2 separate regions of the Homo sapiens genome follow, and region 2 is linked to region 1. Evidence: chromatin loops called from intact Hi-C (ENCODE). Cell type or tissue: OCI-LY7. All regions are shown on one strand. Each heading gives the region's core, and the rest is flanking DNA. Links, peaks and the distances in the headings are about the cores only.

Evidence for each region. Peaks named below come from ENCODE experiments on the same cell type or tissue, not always from the same donor. Only the 100,000 strongest peaks of a DNase experiment are listed, where the experiment ranks them.
Region 2: a loop joins it to region 1, with 23 times the contacts of the local background. A loop is called at or near these places in 1 of 110 quality-filtered maps.

What each region holds. Positions count from the first base shown.
Region 1 is chr16:14,373,358-14,378,731 of GRCh38, forward strand. No RefSeq gene overlaps it. Among named protein-coding and RNA genes, the nearest start is that of LINC02130, 5.8 kb to the left of the region's middle. RefSeq lists a silencer at 960-1,135 and an enhancer at 2,482-2,982. In OCI-LY7, for the core only: a CTCF peak has its summit at 2,960; a DNase peak (open chromatin) is centred at 3,074; H3K27ac peaks cover 507 bases.
Region 2 is chr16:14,247,689-14,253,062 of GRCh38, forward strand. MRTFB (myocardin related transcription factor B) reads left to right here. Exons shown (of 17, transcript NM_001308142.2): 13 at 1,238-1,393; 14 at 4,174-4,335; 15 at 4,677-4,814. Among named protein-coding and RNA genes, the nearest start is that of TRT-CGT2-1, 36 kb to the right of the region's middle. In OCI-LY7, for the core only: CTCF peaks have their summits at 2,040 (motif pointing right) and 2,277; a DNase peak (open chromatin) is centred at 2,023.

The sequences.
Region 1 (5,374 bases), core at 91-5,090:
AGCTGGACCCCGTTCCACCAGATTTTGCTCCTTTTAAGCATGAAAGGGCCATGACATCAAATCCCATGGGGTAGGGCAGCCCCCCTGGGGACCGAATCTGTCAAGGAAGGGGCACGGACCACCCAGGGCTAGGGTGGGTGAGAGCCGCGCCTGGGGAAGCCAGGACAAGCCACGATAGCAGCCAGTGAAAATGAGGGTCAGGCACTGGCTGGCCTTGTTCTAGAACCCCGTGAGGGCCGGCTCCAGGCCCACGCCCAACACGGGCAGCAGAGCAAGGAGCCGGGCACGGAGCCCTCCCACCCTGTTCACATCCAGCAGCTCCCTGCCTTCCCCCGTGAACCCTGAGCCCAGCCTGGTGCTGTCCTTGGCCACCTAAGACAAGGAAGAAGCCCACCCGTCCTGAGACCCCAGGCCCAGCTTTCCAAATCCTCAAACCCAGAGCTACTGCAGGAGGAGAAATTTTTTTTCTTTTAAATATGTCAGAAACAGGGTCTCGCTCTGTGGTCCAGGCTGGAGTGCAGTGGCGTGATCATAGCTCACTGTAGCCTCGAACTCCTGGGCTCCAGTCACCCTCCCACCGCAGCACCCCGAGTAGCTGGGACTACAGGCACGTACAACCCCACCCAACTAATTTTTGTAGAGATATGATCTGGCTGTATTGCCCGGGCTGGTCTTAAACTCCTGGGCTCAAGCCTCAAGCCATCCTCCCTCCTCGGCTTCCCAGAGTGTTGGGATTACAGGCATGAGCCACCACGCCCAGCCTAGGAGGGATTGTCATTTCAGCTATTCAGTCCCTGCCGCCCACTCTGCACCAGGCCCAAGGAGGAGCTGGGGACAGAGGTGAATATGGCACACTCTCTGTTCCCAAGGAGCCAAGTCAGCCAGGGGAGACGGAAAAGGACAGCCTTGTGTGACCAGTGCTGGGACCCCAGCCACGCACAGGGGCTGCAGAAATCCATAGGAGAGCATTTTCTCCCGACCTGGAGGAGGTGACACCCTGATTCTCGCCTGATTCTCTTTAACCACAGCTAATGCTTTGAGATGGATTACATCCCACTTTGCAGAAGAGGAAACAGATGCGGAGAGGTAACAGCAATGCCTAGTGAGGGCCAGGGAGGGGATTTGAACCCAGGGCTTCCAACTCCATCATTCCCAGAAAGCACTTTGGGAAATGACTGTTTCTTCTGTCCAGGGAGCCTCTTGTCACACTCAGCCAACTCATGTCAGGCACCAGAGCCAATGTCAGGCCTCCTGCTCAGGCCCCAGTCAACCCCGTCTGCTGGGAGATTTTCTCCCGCAGAGGTCACAAGTTCACAGGACCCAAGCCCAAAGCGGGAGGCACAGACAGCAGCCCTGGGGTTCTCCCAGTAGTCGGAAACGGGCTGGCTGCCTCTGGGCTCACACTGGGATCATCAGAGCAGCAGCTCAGGCTCGGATGGCCAGAATTAGGGTGGGTTGGGGTCATGGAGGGAAGAAGGCCCCGGAGATCTGATGGCTCCTAGCCTGAGGCTCTCTGTGTTTGGGCATGAACCTATGATACAGTTTGTCAGTGTCTCCACCCAAATCCCATCTTGAATTGTAGCTCCCATAACCCAGCGAGAGGTAACTGAATCACGGGGGTGGGTCTTTCCCCTGCTGTTCTCATGAGAGTGAATAAGTCTCATGAGATCTGATGCTTTTATAAAGGGGAGTTCCCATGCACACACTCTCTCGTGCCCGCCACCATGTAAGATGTGACTTTGCTCCTCCTTGGCCTCCCAAACTGCTGGGATTACAGGCGTGAGCCACTGCGCCTGGCCAGCTACATGGTTTCTTTTTGGAGCGATGGAAATGTGTAAGATTAGTTTGGGGTGATGGTTGCAAAATGACATAGATTTACTAAAACTCATAGGATTGAACACTTCAGATGAGGGAATTTTATGGTATGTAAAGTATGTCTCACTAAAGCTGTTGAAATGAAGGCAGCCTCCCAGGGCCCAGAGAGGTATCTAAAGACTCTGGTTATGCCAGCCGCGGTGCCTCACACCCGTAATCCCAGCATTTTGGAAGGCCAAGATGGGAGGATTGCTTGACTCGAAGAGTTCAAGACCGCCCTGGGCAACATAGCAAGACCCTGTTTCTTTATAGTTTAAAAAAAGACAAAAAAATAAGGACCCCGGTTTGAAATGCATTAAAAATTAGAAATAGAAAAAAAATTAAAAATAAAGACTCCCAGCCTGGTGTGGTGGCTCACGTCTGTAATCCCAGCACTCTGGGAGGCCAAGACAGGAGGATCACTTGGGGTCAGAAGTTCAAGACCAGCCTGGCCAACATGGCGAAACCCCGTCTCTACTAAAAATATAAAAATTAGCTGGGTGTGGTGGCACGTGCCTGTAATCCCAGCTACTCGGGAGGCTGAGGCAGGAGAATCACTTGAACCCGGGAGGCGAAGGTTGCAGTGAGCTTTTGCACTGCAGCAGAACAAGACTTCCTCTCAAAAAAAGAGACTCTTCTAGACAGACAGACCCTGCCTGAGCACATGACCTGGCCAGGGGGCCTTCCTACATGTCCTTGTCCTAAAGCAAGCTGTAGGTACCCTCTTCTTGGGGCAGCCGTGGGCAGGACTTTGCCCAGCTATTCCTCCCTCCCCACCAGTCCCTCTGAGGACAGGTCCCCAGAGAGAGGCAGGCAGGAGTTCCAAGGAGGGAAGGGGCCCTGTTGTTCGAGTAATAAGCTCATTCTGATGCTCCAGGAGCCTCCTGGGGATGGCAGCCATGGTTAATCAGCCAGATGGCTTGGGCAACATGAACTGACGTTGGTGCCAGCTGTGTGAGGGGCACAGGGCAGGGGGGCCAGGCGGCTGGCAGTATGCCCCCTTCCCACTTTTTTTCTCCCCTGGGATCAGAGAAAGGAGGCCTCTTGCCATCAACATGGAATCTCCACCCCCAGGTTCTTCAAACAGAGGCAGACCCCTCTACGGCTGAAATATCAGAGGGCAGAGAGCGCCACGTGCACCCCAGGCCCCCACCAGCTCGGGGACAAGGGGCATTGGCAGTGCAGATTCATGGTTACAGTCACAGAGCCTGGAGTCAGGCCACCTGGCTTCAGATCCCAGGTGGGTCACTATGAGGCTGTGTGACATCCAGCAAGTGTTTTTCTTGTTGTTGAGACAGAGTCTCGCTCTGTCGCCCAGGCTGGAGTGCAGTGGTGCGATCTCGACTCACTGCAGCCTCCATCTCCCAGGTTCAAGCGATTCTCCTGCCTCAGCCTCCGGAGTAGCTGGGATTATAGGTGTGCACCACCACACCTGGGTAATTTTTGTTCTTTTAGTAGAGACGGGGTTTTGACATGTTGGCCAGGCTGGTCTCAAACTCCTGCCCGCTAGTGATTCACCCGCCTTGACCTCCCAAAGTGCTGAGCCACCAAGCCCAGCCCCAAGTCTTTTTTTTTTTTTTTTTTGAGATGGAGTCTTGCTCTGTTGCCCAGGTTGCAATGCAGTGGCACAATCTCAGCTCACTGCAGCCTCCATCTCCCAGGTTCAAGCAATTCTCCTGCCTCAGCCTCCTGAGTAGCTGGGATTACAGGCACCCGCCACCATGCCTGGCTAATTTTGTATTTTTAGTAGAGACGGGGTTTCACCATGTTGGCCAGGAGAGTATCGAACTCCTGACCTCGTGATCTGCCCACCTCTACCTCCCAAAGTGCTGGGATTACAGGCCCCAGCAAGTCTTATAATGTCTGAGCCCTCACTTTCTTATCCAAAAAAGTGGCCATAATAATAACAGTGCCCTCCTGGCAGGCTACAGCCAGGATGAAAGCAGTGGGCATAGAACTTTCTGGGATCCTCATCATCCTCCTGAGCTCCTCCCAATAGCGGAACTGGCACGCGGCAGAGCTCAGAGGGTGGATCTCCAGGGTAAAGGGGCCAACAGGTCCCAAGCAATTCGTTAGGCTTCATGGCTGGACGGGCGGCCACTTCTTTTGTTGCAGCTTTTTTCTAAAACCCTGAGATTTCCCCTAACAGGGAAGTAAATGTAGAGAATTCAGAATGAGCCCTCATGTTCAACGTGCAGCATCAATGGAAGACAGCCTGGAGGTCCCTCAAACAAACAAACTTAGAATCACCCTGTGACCCAGCAATTCCACTCCCAGGCATATGCCCAGCAGAATTGAAAACATCTGTGTACACAAAAACTTATGCATGAGAGTTCACAGCAGCATGACTGGTAACAGCCAAAGAGGGGCAACAACCCAGATGTCCAGAGAAGTAACTGGTCTGTCCACACAATGGAGTATTACTCAGCCATTAACAAATGAAGTCCTAGCCATTAATAAACAAACAAAAAAAAGACTTGCTGGGGCTGGGCTTGGTGGCTCAGCACTTTGGGAGGTCAAGGCGGGTGAATCACTAGCGGGCAGGAGTTTGAGACCAGCCTGGCCAACATGTCAAAACCCCGTCTCTACTAAAAGAACAAAAATTACCCAGGTGTGGTGGTGCACACCTATAATCCCAGCTACTCTGGAGGCTGAGGCAGCTACTCTGGAGGCTGAGGTGTGGTGGCTCACACCTGTAATCCCAGCACTTTGGGAGGCCGAGGTGGGCTGATCACTTGAGGTCAGGAGTTTGAGACCAGCCTGGTCAACATGGTGAAACCCTGTCTCTACTAAAAATACAAAAAATTAGCCAGGTGTGGTGGTGCATGCCTGTAATCTCAGCTACTGAGGAGGCTGAGGCAGGAAAATTCCTTGAACCGGGGAGGCGGAGGTTGCAGTGAGCTGTGATTATGCCACTGCATTCCAGCCTGGGCAAAAAGAGCAAAACTCTGTCTCCAGAAAAAAAAAAAAAAAAAATTAAGTACTTATGAACGTACATCTGGCAGGAAAAAAAAAAAGTAGTGCTGACACAGGAATGAGCCTTGAAAACATTATGCTAAATGCAAGATACCAGACACAAAAGTCACATGTTATTTGATCCCATTCATATGAAGAAGAAAAAAAAGGGATCCTGGAATTTGGACATGGGAAAGTCTAACGGGTTCCACTCTGGCCACGGAGATGAGCTTACTGAGGCTGGAAGGGGAAGAGATTTGCCCTGTGTCACTTGGATATCCTGTTACCTGATCGCCTGAAGGAAGGGTGTGGTTGACCAGAGCTGGGCTTACCCTAGGTGGGAGGAGCTGGGGAAACAGAAAGGCCTGTCTCTTGGCTATCAGGGGAGCTTTATGCAGAAGCCCTGGTCTGCACGCTGATCCTTCTAGAAGCCCGAGGTCCTTCATCTTTGCCAAGACCAAGGAGCGGGAGGGAGACATGAGACCATCCCCATCGCTGTGTATTGAAGATGGACCAGATACCAGGCACGCTGCACAATCCCCCCATTTTGCAGTGGAAGAAAGAG
Region 2 (5,374 bases), core at 127-5,126, 130 kb before region 1:
GTGAAAAAAACACAGGATGCTTTTCTAGTCCTGTTACCTTTTCCCTTGAATGAACACAGTATCATCCATGCAGACATTTTTTTACACACCAGTGACGTGATCATTGTGATCATAGTCTGCCGCTGAGCACTTTCTGGCAAGGCACAGCATCTAGTACTTTAAATGGCCGGCTTCACTTAATCCTCCCTTCTCCTAGAAGATCTAAGTGATACCACCCATCTCTGGATAAGGACGCTGAGGCCTAGGAGTACTCAGGGAGTTCCCCCAAGGATGGAGCTGGCATTTAAACCCAGGTGTTCTGCCCGCAGAGCCTTTATTCTTATGCCCATTCTTATATTCTGCCTCCCACATTTAGTTCTTGAAAGTCACTGCTTATATGAAGATGTCTAAACTAAGGAAAACATGACCACAAATTTAGGAGTGAGGATGTAATTGAAAGAGATGAGAAAACACTGATGAGCATGAAATTCCCTTTTGTGCGTACATAACCTATGTATTTACCGTGTCATGCAGTTTTGGTAAGTTTTCACCAAACATGGAGCACGAGTGAACAAGAAACCATTTGAAGCAGTGCTCCTCAGCCTCGACACCCAAATACCTGAAACAGGCGAGAGGAATCATCTCGTACCCCTGTGGTTAGGAGGCAGGGCCCACAGACCCTTTGGCAGATGCAAAAATTCTGATTCCTCTGTTTTATCTTTAGGGTATCTGTGAAATTGAAAGTCTATTCCATAATAAATCCTTAAATTTTTTGGTCCAAATCTTCCATTGCTGTAGTAGAAACGAGAACCGTGTTTTTATCCTTGGGTCTGAGGGCGCCCTGGCCCCATTGCTGGCTCTCCCTAGGGAATGCACACACCGCTTGCAAGCAGCAATTGGGACAGTTAGGTCTCACGAGTTGCCTTGCTGTTATTCAAGTATTACAGTACCTGAGCTATTATGTGTAGAACTGCCTTAGGTTCTTATTATTTCCATTTCCATTTTCTCAAAATTTTCAAATGAAAAATCTTAGCTACTTAGGAATAATAAGAGCATGCAGTGACTGGTCTGATGTTTCCCTCTCTGGTTTAGAATCATTAAAGTTCAGATTTCTGTGCAGATGAAGTGTGTATCTGTAACCTTGGTCTTATTTCATTTAGATACAATCCCCAAGTGACCAGTGATTCTACACCTAAGTTCTGATTTCTAACTTTGATTCTGACAATTAAATTGATGTTTTTTTCAATTCACCTCCTAGACTTCACCACAAGCAGGAATGCAGACTCAGCCTCAGATAGCAACTGCTGCACAAATACCAACTGCTGCCTTGGCCTCAGGCTTGGCCCCAACTGTACCTCAGACACAAGACACGTTCCCGCAGCATGTGCTCAGTCAGCCTCAACAAGTCAGAAAGGTTTGTAAATGCCAAGGAGCAATAGAATGTCGCTGATTTTTACCATCCTCCGATCATCCATTCAACAAGCATCTTTGTAAACGCCCTGGGAAGTTCCTGTTCATTCTTTTCTGTGATCCATCTCCCATAGAATGAGCCTTAGGTCAGATGCCATTTGGCTGCAGATTTCCCAGTTATTTGGAATGGAGAAAGACCTTTTCATTACTGAAAGATAGCTCGCCTTCGCAGTTAACCCCTTTTCCAAGGGAAAGTTTCAAAAGTATTTGTTTTCAATCCTCATATATTAAATTTACTGAATTTTAAAATAAATGTTTTCAAATTAAACATACTGTGGAAAAAAAGATATGCTGTTCCCTTGGAAAAGGTATTTGAAGATGAAAAAGATACTCCCAAAATGTTTATGCTGAGTAAGATCTTGAAATACATTTGTAAGACTTTGCCATCTCAGATTAAGAGCCCAGAAGGTCTTATCAATTCCAGTTCACCATTGCCTAGGTGTTTGGCCTCATGCAGAATTCACTTACCTTCTCTGAGAGTCAGTTACCTCATCTTTAAAATGAAGTTGGTGGTCTAGGATTCAGTGTCCTCTACACAAATAACTACCAAAAAAATTCTCCCGCATTCCCCGGTAGCCAGTAGGTGGAGCTATGTGCACATCTCCTTGCCAGAAAAATCTTATGCCTCAAAAATAGGTCTTACTCTTTTAAACCTTGAAAATTATTAATCCCAGAGTTTTACTCTTCAACATGAAAGAACCCAGGTAATGAGTTGTGCCTGTGATCTGCCTCAGGATAGTGTGAACTGTCTGGGTGAAACCAGCTTTGGGGACAGCTGCAGTCACATGTAACACGTGTGCTGCTTCAGAATCTCCTCTGCGAGAGGAATCATGGTTGTATGTTACTGAGTTTGGGGAAAGCTCGAAATACCATTTTAGTGTAATTAAAAGCTTAGTAAATGTTCCAATGTTAAGACAATTTGTTTTAGGGAGGAAAGGAAAAAATAATATGTAGATAGGATAAATAAGGGCTTTTTCACTAAGTCTGTAAACACTAGAATTAGGAATCATTACTTCTAGTTTAAAGGAAGTAATTTTTTACCAAATTTAAGGAAAATTAATTTTTTCAAATAGGAGTATATTTACAGAACTCATCACCATGGAGATTGTACTGTTTGAGGTATATACACATAGACTTTCCTGCTTATGAAATACAGAGGTTTTTTAGAATATTAGTGGTATAGAACGTGTTAAGTATTTTTGAGCAAACCAAGTTCTATGAAATACAGTTACAATATCAGCAGTATGGCCACATATTTGTAAAAGACCCTAAAACTTGTGGCTCTTGATGGAGGTGCTAAACAAAACATTTTGGAGTTCCACAGCAAGAAGTTCTCACCTTTGCCTGTTGGAACAGAAAACAGCCTCTCCAAAGGGGACCAGTTTTACATGGGGCCTTGCTTGTATTTGAAGACATTTTCAAGAAACTGGAAAATTGAGTGTGACCACAGCAGGTTGAGGTTTTAGGTAGGATGGAAAGGGGGCCAGGTAGTAAGAAGCTTACATGCCAGCCAAAGATTAGGGTTTTACCCAAATCAGGAGAGCCAAGGAGTGTGGTAGGGGCCATGCCTTGAGAACACGTTGTGGCAGGGGGTCTATGCCGCAAGGCTGCTGCAGAATCCCTGTGATAGATAGTGAAGGCCAGGCGCAGGACAGCAGAGAGCAGAGGCAGATTCAAGCGGCGTCGCTGAGATGTGTGAACACTGAGGGAGAAAGCAGAGTTGACTGATAGTCCTATTTACCTAAGTTTTAAAAAAAGCAGAACCAAGAATTATTTTCCCTCAGAAGCTGAGAGGCAGGGGGTAATGGGAAAAAGGAGAAAAATCGTTTGGAATATTTTAAATTTGAGATACCTAAGATGATGATGTAAGTGGCTTTGACGCCTGGGAGCAAGGTTGGAAGTAGAGCAGTGGCTTGGGATTATTAGCTTAGTCATGGCCATTGAAGACTTGAGAGTAGGCCGGGCGCGGTGGCTCAAGCCTGTAATCCCAGCACTTTGGGAGGCCGAGGCGGGTGGATCACGAGGTCAGGAGATTGAGACCATCCTGGCTAACAACAGTGAAACCCCGTCTCTACTAAAAATACAAAAAATTAGTTGGGTGTGGTGGCGGGCGCCTGTAGTCCCAGCTACTTGGGAGGCTGAGGCAGGAGAATGGCGTGAACCTGGGAGGCGGAGCTTGCAGTGAGCCGAGATCGCACCACTGCACTCCAGCCTGGGTGACACAGCAAGACTCCGTCTCAAAAAAAAAAAAAAAAAAAAAAAGACTTGAGAGTAGATGAGCCCACCTTAGAGAGGAATAGAAGAAATTCAGCTATCATTTAAGAGGAGAATTATAAAGAGCAAGCACTGTTTTTCCACAAAGCTCTGTCTGTACCACCATCAAAGGCAAGTTACTGCGTAAAGGGACCACATATGCTCGAAAATAGGGGTAAGCAAACCCTGGCCTGTGGGCCAAATCTAACCCACCACCTGTTTGTATGGATAAAGTTTTATTGGCACACAGCCACACCCATTTATCCATGTACTGTCTGTGGCTGCTTTCAGGCTGCAATGGCAGAGCCAAGTGGTAACAACAGAGGCCAGGTGACCCACAAATCATAAGCTATATACTCTGCAGCCCTTTACAGAAAAAGTTTGCTGACCCCTGTCCTAAAACATGGTTTTCTTTACTTCATTAAGAAAAGCCAAAGAACAAATTAATGGAGAAACATTTATTCATTACAGGTTTTCACAAACTCAGCATCATCAAATACAGTTCTTCCATATCAGAGACATCCTGCCCCAGCTGTCCAGCAGCCCTTTATCAATAAGGCCTCCAACAGTGTTCTTCAATCCAGAAATGCTCCGCTTCCATCCCTGCAAAATGGACCTAACACACCCAACAAGGTAACCCTGTGAGGCTTGTGTGTCAGTGACAGTGCCGCAGGGGCATCAAATCATTCCAAAGCCTAGTGCTTTGGGCTTGGAGTGACTAATGTTAATGGGATAAAATTGTTGAAAATACAGTGATAACTTGTGAAGGAGGAGCTCAGCTATTATCACAGTGAAGATGATCGTTCGCACATAAGGTGGCCACCAGTGCTGTCAGCCTCACAGGTGCTTAAAAGAACCTGCTCATGAATTCCCTGATTTGGCCACTACATAGAGAACAGCAGAGCCGAGTCTAGCCAGGAAAAGAGAGGTTTATTGCCAAGAGGTAATGTGCACTCCTCCTTTATTTGACACAGCCTAGTTCACCCCCGCCACCCCAGCAATTTGTCGTCCAGCACTCTCTATTTGGGAGTCCAGTCGCCAAGACAAAAGATCCCCCCCGCTATGAGGAGGCCATCAAGCAGACACGCAGCACACAGGCCCCTCTGCCAGAGGTAAGTGAGGGCACGGTCATGGTGCATAAGGCTATGGTGGATGTGCCCACGTTCAGTCTCGAGCAGACCTATACAGAATCCCTTGTCTGAAACTGACTTGCCTCAATAGAAATACAAAAATAACCTTGTATTTTACATGGTTATTTAAAATCAAAATGTCATTTATCATGAAGACCTTAAACAGCTTTCAGCAGCAGTATAACTGCATTTACTGTTTATTCAGAAATTAAGGGTTTATCTCTTAACTTTTCTTTTGGGGTAGGGGCATCAGTCATGTTAGAGATAGATGTGATTATGACCAGGACACATTTTATACAGGTCCCTTCTTTTCTAAAGCCACCATGTGTCAGGCCAGCATCAAAATGACACATGGTATCACTGTTACACCTGGCTGACATTCAAGGCCACCAGCACCTAAATTGACTTGGTCTCTCTCTGGTCTCCAGCAACCTCTGCCCCCAGCAGGCCAGCCCATCCAAATGACTTTGCTCATACACTGAGCAAATGCACTTGGAGGTAACAGATCTGAGGTTCTCCTGGTTTCACCACACATGGTGACC